Regions from separate parts of the Homo sapiens genome. Here all the other regions are linked to region 3. A link is a contact called in ENCODE Hi-C data. All regions are on one chromosome and are shown on one strand. The core of a region is the stretch at or near the end of the contact, and the rest is flanking DNA. Distances in the headings are between cores, read along the strand shown.

Evidence for each region. A loop is a pair of places that touch in the nucleus more often than their neighbours do. Pooled maps may share reads with other maps.
Region 1: a loop to region 3 is called in a pooled map, with 5 times the contacts of the local background. The contact joins the promoter of GMNN here to the promoter of SOX4 in region 3. A Hi-C loop is called at or near these places in 4 of 50 pooled maps.
Region 2: a map of CD8-positive, alpha-beta T cell shows a loop between it and region 3 (13-fold over the local background). The contact joins the promoter of DEK here to the promoter of SOX4 in region 3. A Hi-C loop is called at or near these places in 1 of 168 maps with a recorded cell type or tissue (CD8-positive, alpha-beta T cell), 1 of 37 single-sample maps with no recorded cell type and 11 of 50 pooled maps.

What each region holds. Positions count from the first base shown.
Region 1 is chr6:24,773,032-24,776,261 of GRCh38, reverse strand. GMNN (geminin DNA replication inhibitor) reads right to left here and starts at 1,325. Exons shown (of 7, transcript NM_015895.5): 1 at 1,018-1,325. RefSeq lists an enhancer at 331-410.
Region 2 is chr6:18,262,781-18,265,976 of GRCh38, reverse strand. It overlaps DEK (DEK proto-oncogene), which reads left to right and starts at 1,447. Exons shown (of 11, transcript NM_003472.4): 1 at 1,447-1,592; 2 at 1,981-2,134. The coding sequence starts at 1,990. LOC124901270 (a long non-coding RNA gene) reads right to left here and starts at 1,445. Exons shown (of 2, transcript XR_007059486.1): 1 at 900-1,445; 2 at 1-247. RefSeq lists silencers at 1,087-1,366, 1,407-1,766, 1,827-1,886 and an enhancer at 1,772-2,323.
Region 3 is chr6:21,592,498-21,595,623 of GRCh38, reverse strand. It overlaps SOX4 (SRY-box transcription factor 4), which reads right to left and starts at 1,873. Exons shown (of 1, transcript NM_003107.3): 1 at 1-1,873. The coding sequence starts at 1,089. RefSeq lists silencers at 123-172, 223-312, 1,083-1,262.

The DNA.
Region 1 (3,230 bases), core at 76-2,575, 3.2 Mb before region 3:
GCCGGACGTGGTGGTGCTCGTCTGTAGTCCCAGCTACTCGGGAGGCTGAGGCAGGAGTATCGCTTGAACCCGACAGGTGGAGGTGGCAGTGAGCCGAGATCCTGCCACTGCACTCCAGCCTGGGCAACAGAGCGAGACTCCGTCTCAAAAAAAAAAAAAGCTTAGAAAACAAAACAATCTAATTTGTGCGGGCATCCTGCTATTTTCTACTCTATTTCATGTTAAGAAAATGGTGTTCGGGCCCCAGTAAACAGACCCTACGCAATGTTCTTCAAACTGCGGGTCGCGGGCCGTGATCTCGAAATTAGTGAGTCATGAGCAACACTGCTTAGAAAAATGCAACTGAACAGAATGGAATTGAAGAGACGAGAAACATTGCTTCCATCACGTCTCATTTGGTTAGATAGCTGTGTCCTAGGTTGCGACGTAAAACGTACCTTAGTGTGAAAAAAGCTGAAAGCCACTTAGCATTCTAATCCTTCACAAGTTTCCCACGCCTGTCAGCGACCTTGCAACCCTTACTTGTTATTCTCCAGTTCCTTTAATAGCTAGATTAAAAACCCTGGCACAGGACAGGGTCCATGCGAAACCCGTATCAACAACGCCAGTATCCGTTTAATGGGAGACGCAGAATTCAGCCACCTCTTTCCATGAGCCAAATTTGCAGATCCCTCAGATCAGGACCAGCCACTTAACTGCCAAGAGGATGGATGCTTCGCCTCATCCCCACAGCTGGCAAGCCCAGGCTGAGTCCCTTACCCGCGTTGCAGTCCCCAAGCCCGGACCCAGCCAACTTGTCCCGGAGGCCCAGCGCCAGGCTAGGGGGCGGGCAGTGTGGCCCCGCGCGTCCGAGCCTACCAACCGCGGCGCGCGCCTCGGGAACTGCGCCAGCCAGCCAATAGGAAGCGCGGAAGTGAGAGCGCGCCAAAACCGACCCAGCCAATGGGGCAGTCCCTCGACTCACCTCCCAACCCCGCCCCGGCTCCCGCGACCGTTCAACAACCCCTTCGCCCTTACCCAGGCCGCGGCCCTGCAGCTGTCAAAGTAGGACGCGGCTTCAGAGGTTGGCCGGAGGGAAAGCGAGTCGTCTAGAGGCTGTGCGCCTTGCGCCCCTGCGTACCCACTTCCTGCCGCCTCTTGCCCACTTACTGGGTGGAGACGCTCAATCCTCGTAGCGAACGCACGTAGCTATGGCTGCAGCACCTCGCAAAAGGCCACAGCTCACCTACGCTGATCCCCACGGTCGCTGGAGTGCCCGGCGCGCTCTGCAGTAAAGCCCTGCTAACTCCGCTCGCCCGCTCCGAACAACCACGTGACCAACTGACGCAGACGAGGGGCGGGGCCTCTGGATCCCGCGAATCGCCTCTTCCCTCGGCCCCGCCCCTTCCTGCGCCTGCGCGGTCAACGGTAGCGAGTACTTGAGGACCGTGGGGGTTTTCTGCGGGCTGGGAGGCCTGTGCCCTTTGACCCTCCCCTCCGACCCTGCTCTTGGAACTTCCTTAAAATGCAAAGTTTTAGCCCTTTACGAAAGGGAGAAAGATTTGCCTCCATTAGTCGTTAGCACCAGAAGAACAAAATATTGTATGTGCATATATATTAATATGTAGTACACGACATATATTTGTGTAAAGCCCTGGCTCCACGGACTCGTAGTTGTATTAGGGGCTTTTATATTTTGGCTTTTTGTGTTTTGACTATGGTGTGGTGCGGTAGGAATTGTTCAGGAGACAACCGATTATCAGTTAATCCTGCAGCTATTCATTGAGCGCCTTATACGTGCCAATTACTACTGTTCTAGGCACTGAAATTACAACTGCTGTTGCAATTTGAAGGAGCAGAAACACCTTGGTAATAATTACGTCTAGCCTTTTCCTTCTTTTTTTTTTTTTTAATTGAAACGGAGTCTCGCTCTGTCACCCAGGCTGGAGTGCAGTGGCGCGATCTCGGCTCACTGCAAGCTCCGCCTCCCGGGTTCAAGCGATTCTCCTGCCTCAGCCTCCCGAGTAGCTGGGACTACAGACAAAGGGAGACCCTGTCTCAAAAAAAAATTAATTTTAAAATATTTTAAAAATAAAAAGCAGAAGGAAGGCGTTATCGAGTACAAATAAGGGACATATTACCAAATGCAATGTATGGATCTCGTCTGAACTAAACACTGTATTTAAAAAAATACCCAAGGGAAATTTGAACACTGACTGAATATTTTGGGATGGTAAGATATGAGTTGTTTAAGGTTACCTGATGAGCAATGGGTTAAAAAAAGAGATTAGTTGTAATGACAATATTGTGGGTTTTATTGTAATAGCTTCTACCTATAAATGGTAATTACAGATGAAATTTTATACCATATATTTTATTTGAAATAATTATTGAGAGAAGCAAGGGAAAAGGTATAAATCAAGCTTTCTCAGTATGGGCTCTATTGACATTTTAGACTGGGCAAATTGTTCGTGGTGGGGGCTGTCCTGGGCATTGTATGCTGTTTAGCAGTATCCCTGGCCTCTACCCTCTAGCTACCAGGAGTACATCCCAATTGTGAAGACCAAAAATGTCTGCAGACCTTGTCAGATAACCTTCCGCAGGGCAAAATCATCCCCAGTTGAGAACCACTGGTGCGAATAAAACAGTATTGGCCTTGTGTTGATAACTGCTGAGGCTAGTATGGATGAGTACATGAAGATTTTTTATTCACTCCCTCTACTTTTATATCTGTTTGGGATTTTCAATAATAATTTTTTTTTTTGAGACGGAGTCTTGCACTGTCACCAGGGCTGGAGTGCAATGGTGCAACCTCGGCTTACTGCAACCTCTGCCCCCCCCGGGTTCAAGCGATTCTCCTGCCTCAGCCTCCCAAGTAGCTGGGATTACAGGTGCCCGCCACCACACCCAGCTAATTTTTTGTAGTTTTAGTAGAGACAGGGTTTCACTATGTTGGCCAGGCTGGTCTTGAACTCCTGATCGTGTGATCTGCCCACCTTGGCCTCCCAAAGTGCTGGGATTACAGGCGTGAACCACTGCACCTGGCCAATAATAAAATTTTTAAAATATTAATTTAAAAAGGATTAAATGATGGGATAAGGAGGTAGAAATACTGGAAAATGTTTAGCCATAAAAATTTCAGCAACCACTAGGCACCATGGCTCATGCCTGTAATCCCAGCACTTTGGGAGGCTGAGGCTGGCGGATCACCCTGAGGTCAGGAGTTCAAGACCAACCTGGCCAACATGGTG
Region 2 (3,196 bases), core at 198-2,697, 3.3 Mb after region 3:
GAGCTACCCACTTTGGTCTCCTCAACTCGTCAGGACCACCTGCCTGCAGAAAGGAGCTGCCCACTATGGGTCTCCTCTCCACTGAGGGCAGGACGCTAGTCGGGACAACCCCCCTGCAGAAAGGAGCAACCCACTTCAGGTCTCAGGAGAGCTGTTCTGTCCCTCAGTGAAGCTCCTGTCCACCTTGCTCACCCTCCAGTTGTTTGCGTGCCTCACTCTTCCTGGACACAGGACCAGAACTCAGGACCTGCCAAATGGTAGGATTGAAAGAGCTGTAACACAAATAGGGGTGAAACACAACCCCCCACTCCCAACCACGTTGCAGGCAGCAAGAAGGAGAGATGAGCTGTGGAGTGTGGATAGGATTTGAGTGGGATAAATAGTGTGGAAAATGGCATACCGTTTGAGGGTAGAAATGACACTATTCGCGTATGTTTTGGAAGGGGAACAAAAGGAAAAGGGAAGATTCAAAGGAAATGTCTAATTTTTGTCCTGCAACCCAGAGTCCAGGCAAATTTCACTGATCACATTTCTATTAAGTCCACTGAGTACAAGGATCCTTCAGGTGAGCTAGTGGTTGAAGAGTTGGGAGAAAATAAAGGAAATCACATACAAAAGAAGGCAGCATTGAGCAGGGAAGATACTGCTTTGAGTGTCTGCAGTGTTGAATGTGTAAAAAGCATCTGCATAGATGACCTAGAACTCTGGGAGAAGGGTCTGGACCCGGCCAAATAACATATTTCCTCTATTATAAAACAGAGAGTGTGTGTGAGAGAGGAGAGGAGAAGGAATGGGGTGGGAGGGAGCCTCTCCCCTTATATTTACAGGGGTGTAAATCTATGTGGCTGGCTATGTGAACCTTTAACGTGGCAGGTAGGATCTTTTTCCTTTCGGTGCACCTTACAAGCGATGCGGTCCTCAGAAATACAGATTTGGGAGTTATCTATCACCCAGCATGATTTCTGGAGCATTGATGAGACCGCTGATTAATTCTCCTCCGCCTCAGAGTAACACTGTCGATAGCGACTTCGGAGATCTCTAAACTTCTTTACCGCGCCCGCCGCGCCCCTCCGCGGCCCGGGACTGCTCATCATCTTTTCCAGGAAGCGACCGTGGAAACAATAAACACGCAGGCCCCCTAGCGTCCTTCCGTTCCGCGCTGCCAGGCCGCCTCGCCTCCCGCTCCCGCCCGCCCCGCGGGACACAGCCCGCCCGCACTCCGGGGCCCGAGCGCCGACCACACTCCAGGCGCAGCCGGGGAGAGCCCCGCGCGCGCATCCCTCCGCCCGCGGCCGAGGCGACCCCTCGCGGTCCCGCCCGCCCGAGCTTCCCGCGGAGGCACCCGGCCGCCCCGCCTCCCCCGCCCCGCGCCCGCCAACTCCCAGCTCGCGGCCCTGATTGGTCGCCGCATTCCCGCTCTCCTTCCCGAACCGCCATTTTGAAAATCTTGTTGATTCTGGGGAGCCGAGCGCGCGGCGCGAGCGTCACGCCAGACAGCGGCCCGCGCGCCTTCTCCTCGGCGTCGGCCGCCGCCGCCTCCCAGAACCTCCTCGTGCCCTCGCGTGCCAGGCCCGCGGCGGCCGAAATCCGCGGTAAGGGCTGCTTCGGGACGCCGGAGGCCCGGTCGCCCCTGCCGCGGCCGACGGGGGAGGGACGCGGCCATTTGGACGGCGGCCTGGGGCGGGGGAGGGGACGTGGAGGGCCGGCAGCTCGGGCCGGGCCGGGAACAGCGCAGGCCGGGCGGGCGCGCGCGCACGCGGGGCAGCGGGCGCGGTTTCCCGCCTCGGGAATCCCTGGACGGCGGCGGCGGAGCGGGAGGGAAGCCGCCCCTGGGGACTGAGCGCTGCGGTCCCGGCTATGGGAGGAGGCAACTTTCAGGGCAGGTGTCCCGCGGGAAGGGTAGCATCATTCAGGGTGGCCGCCCGGTCCTGCCTGCGGGAGTAGGAGGACCGAGACGTCCGGCTTTCTTCCCGCATGCAGGTTCACAGCATGTCCGCCTCGGCCCCTGCTGCGGAGGGGGAGGGAACCCCCACCCAGCCCGCGTCCGAGAAAGAACCCGAAATGCCCGGTCCCAGAGAGGAGAGCGAGGAGGAAGAGGACGAGGACGACGAGGAGGAGGAGGAGGAGGAAAAAGGTGGGGGGAGTCGCATCCCAACTGATGAATTTTTCAGACCGAAGTTTTTTTGTATTTTTCACCCAGGAAACAGTTTTCTTGCTCTTTTGGTGTTTAGAGGCGTGAAGTCGGAGTGATTTTCAGCGAGAATGTGTGCACAATTTATCTGCTTTTGTTTTGAGCGATGGCGTAGAATTGACTTTGTGTATTCCGGTTTTTAAAGTATTTGTTAGCGTGGTAGAGATGTATTGGAGTGCAGCCGACTTCTCGTCCGCTCTAAACGTTCGTTAACATTTCATCATTTGACGGGAAGTTTGTAGGTCTTGGATTTGATTTTTTTTTTTACCTGTGTGTGTGCACCTTTGAAGTTGCTAAGTGGATGTTCTAATTTTGTCCTTTTCATTACACATCTTTTGCCTTTTGAAGTTATTGTAAGGTCTTGGTGCAGCCCGTTAAGACTGAAGTTATAAGGCTAGACCCGGAAGTATTTGAATACTTTCGAATATTTTTACATTTACCAAAAAGTTTCCCTCCCTGGCAAACAGCGGTGAAAGCTGTTGCTACTTGAGAAAGTAGTTAAAAATGAAGAAAGTGAACTCTGAAAGAAAGTTAAATGTGAGCCCAGCACTGTCTCGGTTTCGAACCTGTGTCTGTTTTAAGGGAGGGCGATATGAGCCCTGATTTGACTGGAGGTGTGAAACGGAAACTTGACTGAATAGAGGAGTGTGCTGCGGCAGTTTATCCAGGATGCATGCAGTGTCTGTTTCAGGTGTACCCGCTTCTTGACATGTTTCCAAACATTTAAAAATCCGAGTCGCATCTCTTAGCATTCTTTGATATTAGCTTAGTCTGCGGTTATTTCGTATATGTTTACGACTCAGCCACACTTGGGAAGAGGTTGAAGCGCTCTTCCTAAACCCGGATTTTTTTTAAGCCTCAACCAGCCTGTGGTCACAATCTGGGTTAAGATTACAAGGTGTGCCTTTTGTTTGTTTAAAGTGGTATGTGCCCTAAGAAGGGCATATTTAAGTAAAGCATGGCTTTTTAAATATAAGTTTTCACATAAACTATTGCTTAACAACA
Region 3 (3,126 bases), core at 624-3,123:
GCTGGCGTAGCCGCGGTGGTCGGCGGGCGAGCGGCCGGCGGCGGGGGACGAGGCGGCGCTGCTGCGGCCGCTCAGGCTGGGCGCGTCGGGCGAGCAGCCCGCGCCCTCCTCCTCGTACAGGCCCAGGGGGTCGCTGGGGTCGGCTCCCGCGCCCACGCCGCCCACGGGCGACGACGACGTGCCCAGGCCGCCGAACAGGTAGACGCGCTTCACCTTCTTCTCCGCCAGGTGCTTGCCCGGGGCCGCGAGCGCTGCGGAGGCCGAGGCTGCCGAGGAGGCGGAGGCCGAGGCGCTGGGAGTCCGCGCCTTGTACAGCGAGTGGTGGTCGGCGGCGGCGCCCAGGGGCAGCAGGGCGGCGGCCCCCGCCTGTTCGGCGGCGAAGGAGGCGGCGGCGGCAGCCGCTGCTTTCCCGCCGCCGCCGCCGCCTGCCAGGATGAGCTTGGCGTGCGGTTTGCTAACCCCACCGCCCGCGCCGCCCGCCACTTTGGAGCCGCAGCTCTTTTTCTGCGCCGGTTTGGAGTTGGCGCCGCCGCCACTCGCACCGCCGCCTCCTCCCCCCGCGTTGCTGCTCCCGCCGCCGCCGCCGCCCCCATGGCCGCCCCCGCCACTGCCACCGACCTTGTCTCCCTTCTCCCCCGGCTTGGAGGAGGCGGCGGCCGAGGAGCTGGAGTTGGCGTTGCCGGACTTCACCTTCTTCCTGGGCCGGTACTTGTAGTCGGGGTAGTCAGCCATGTGCTTGAGGCGCAGCCGCTCCGCCTCTCGAATGAAAGGGATCTTGTCGCTGTCTTTGAGCAGCTTCCAGCGTTTGCCCAGCCGCTTGGAGATCTCGGCGTTGTGCATGTCGGGCGACTGCTCCATGATCTTGCGCCGCTCGATCTGCGACCACACCATGAAGGCGTTCATGGGTCGCTTGATGTGCCCACTCGGGGTCTTGCACCAGCTCGGGTCGTCGGCCTTGCCGCCCGTGGAGGCGGTGGAGCCGGGCGTGGGGGAGGAGGCGATTCCCAGCTCGAGGCCGGCGCCCGAGTCCGAGCTCTCGCCGGCCAGCAGCGCTTCCGTGTTCTCGGCATTGTTGGTTTGCTGCACCATGGCCTCGGCTCGGCGGGCGCCCACGCGCGCTCACACCCTCGCGGCGGCCGCCGCGCGATCGCCGGGCCCTCCCGGTTCCCCGGGCCAAGCACACGCCGAACGGGAAGACGCGCGCGGCGGCCGAACTGGCCCCTCAACTCCTCGCAGGGGCGGAGGTGGGTAAAGAGAGAAAAGTCCCCAAAAGATTTGGGGAAGGAGTTCTCCGCCTCTCGCAGAGGAGTTATAGTTCCCAGGCTGGAGAGTCTCTCTCTCCCTCTCTCTCGCTCTCTCACCGCGCTGCAGTTTGCTGTCTCTCGGCTGAGTCTGGAGACCGTGCTAAAGTAGAGAGGAGTTTCTCGAATGCTGGTTGCTGAAGCTTCCAATGCAAGTTTCTCGCGGCCTCCCAGGCAAGTCTTTTTTTTTTTTTTTTCTTTTTCCCTGAAGCAGTTGATTCCAGTTCACGAGCGCTCTCGGTAGCTCAGGAAAGCGACATAGTCTCTAGCACTTAGTCCCTCTCCTACAATGCAAAGCAAAAAAGACTGTGGCTCCAGGACTCTCTGTGGGCGGAATCGGCACTAAGGAGTTGGTGCAATTATTTTGTTGCAAGGTAGGAAGCCAAAAAGCCTGCATGCAACAGACTGGCATGAATAAATGTATGTTTCCCCCTCCCTTCTGCAAGAAGGGAGCTGGTAATGGCAGGAGTTCCTCCAGTGCAGACTCTTAAAGAGCGTGCAAGAACTAGAGACCCGACAGCGAAACAGGCCTCTTCCCCTCACACACAGTTTCTCTTGCTGCAGCTTAGAGCAGACCCCAATTCCGCCTCGCGCCTCTTTATCCTTTCACAGTCTTGGCTGCAGCCAATCAGCTGCTGTAACCAACGCTTCCTCATGCCAAACCCCTCCCCCGGGCTTCCCATTGGCTTGGAACCCGATGCAATAATAATCTCCGCGTGCAATGAGAAGCTCCAAATCTGACCTCATTCCAATTTACAGAGCAAACTTTTTAAAAGGGCTAGAAGTACAGCTGAGATTTCTGCTGCCTCTTTTTTCCTTTTGCTGTGTGTGTGCGCGCGCGTGTGTGTGCGCGCGTGCGTGTGTGTATAGTGTGTGAAGAGGATGTTAATGCATGAAATTATTAAGGGGAGAGACGGAAATGTATTCTAACCATTATGTTAGATAACAAGGGGCTTGGAACGGGGCGGGGTAAGGGTGAAATACTGTAAATGGAAGCTTTCTGCTTAAAAGCCAAGTGATTATTTTTATTAGTTCTTTTCAGCATTGGAATAAAGAATCAGCCTCTGGTGCAAAATCTGTTCCCCAGCTCTTTCTTAAAGCCAAAGCTGTAAAGGGGAAGAGAAAGCCACAAAACAATAAATCAATGGATATTGAAAACCATTAAGAAAGTGGTACCTAGACACCTGTCATCACAATTATTTTAACAACTCTAGGTACAGCACAGATGTTGATGTATTGTGTAAATCCCTTCAGAACCGTTTTTGTGCTGTTTGTGGAAGGCAGGGAAGAGGACTTTGCAATAATTGCTTACTCTCTTAACCAAGCAAGGGTCAACTATGGTTATTTAATGATTTAAACTCCCTGTAAATCCTGCATAGCCCAAACAGGGGAGCTTTCCCTTGAAACACATTAGGTAGTGCTCCGTAATTACCTCAATAGGCAGATTTCCAGAGTTTTGTATAGGATGTATAATGGCATGTAAAGGATGGAAATCGGTTTTACTTTCTAAATATTTGTTTTCCCTGTTTTCAAAATTAAAGATTGCTTCACTCTCTTCCCTCTCCTCCTCCCAAAGCCATCTTCCTCCTTTCCTTCTTATATATTTCCTCTTGTTACTTGAATCGAAGGGAACTGAAAAACCAAGGCAAAGAGAAACTGTAGAAGGAGGTGATAACTGGTAGCAGAAGAGAATGGGGCCTCCGGATTCATAGTAGACCTGGCTGCTAATCCTTCTTAATGGTTTGTAACTATGGGGATGTGGCCAAGTCTCAGTTTTCCTCATCTATTATATGGGAACACTAGGAGCTACTTTATAGAGGGTTGT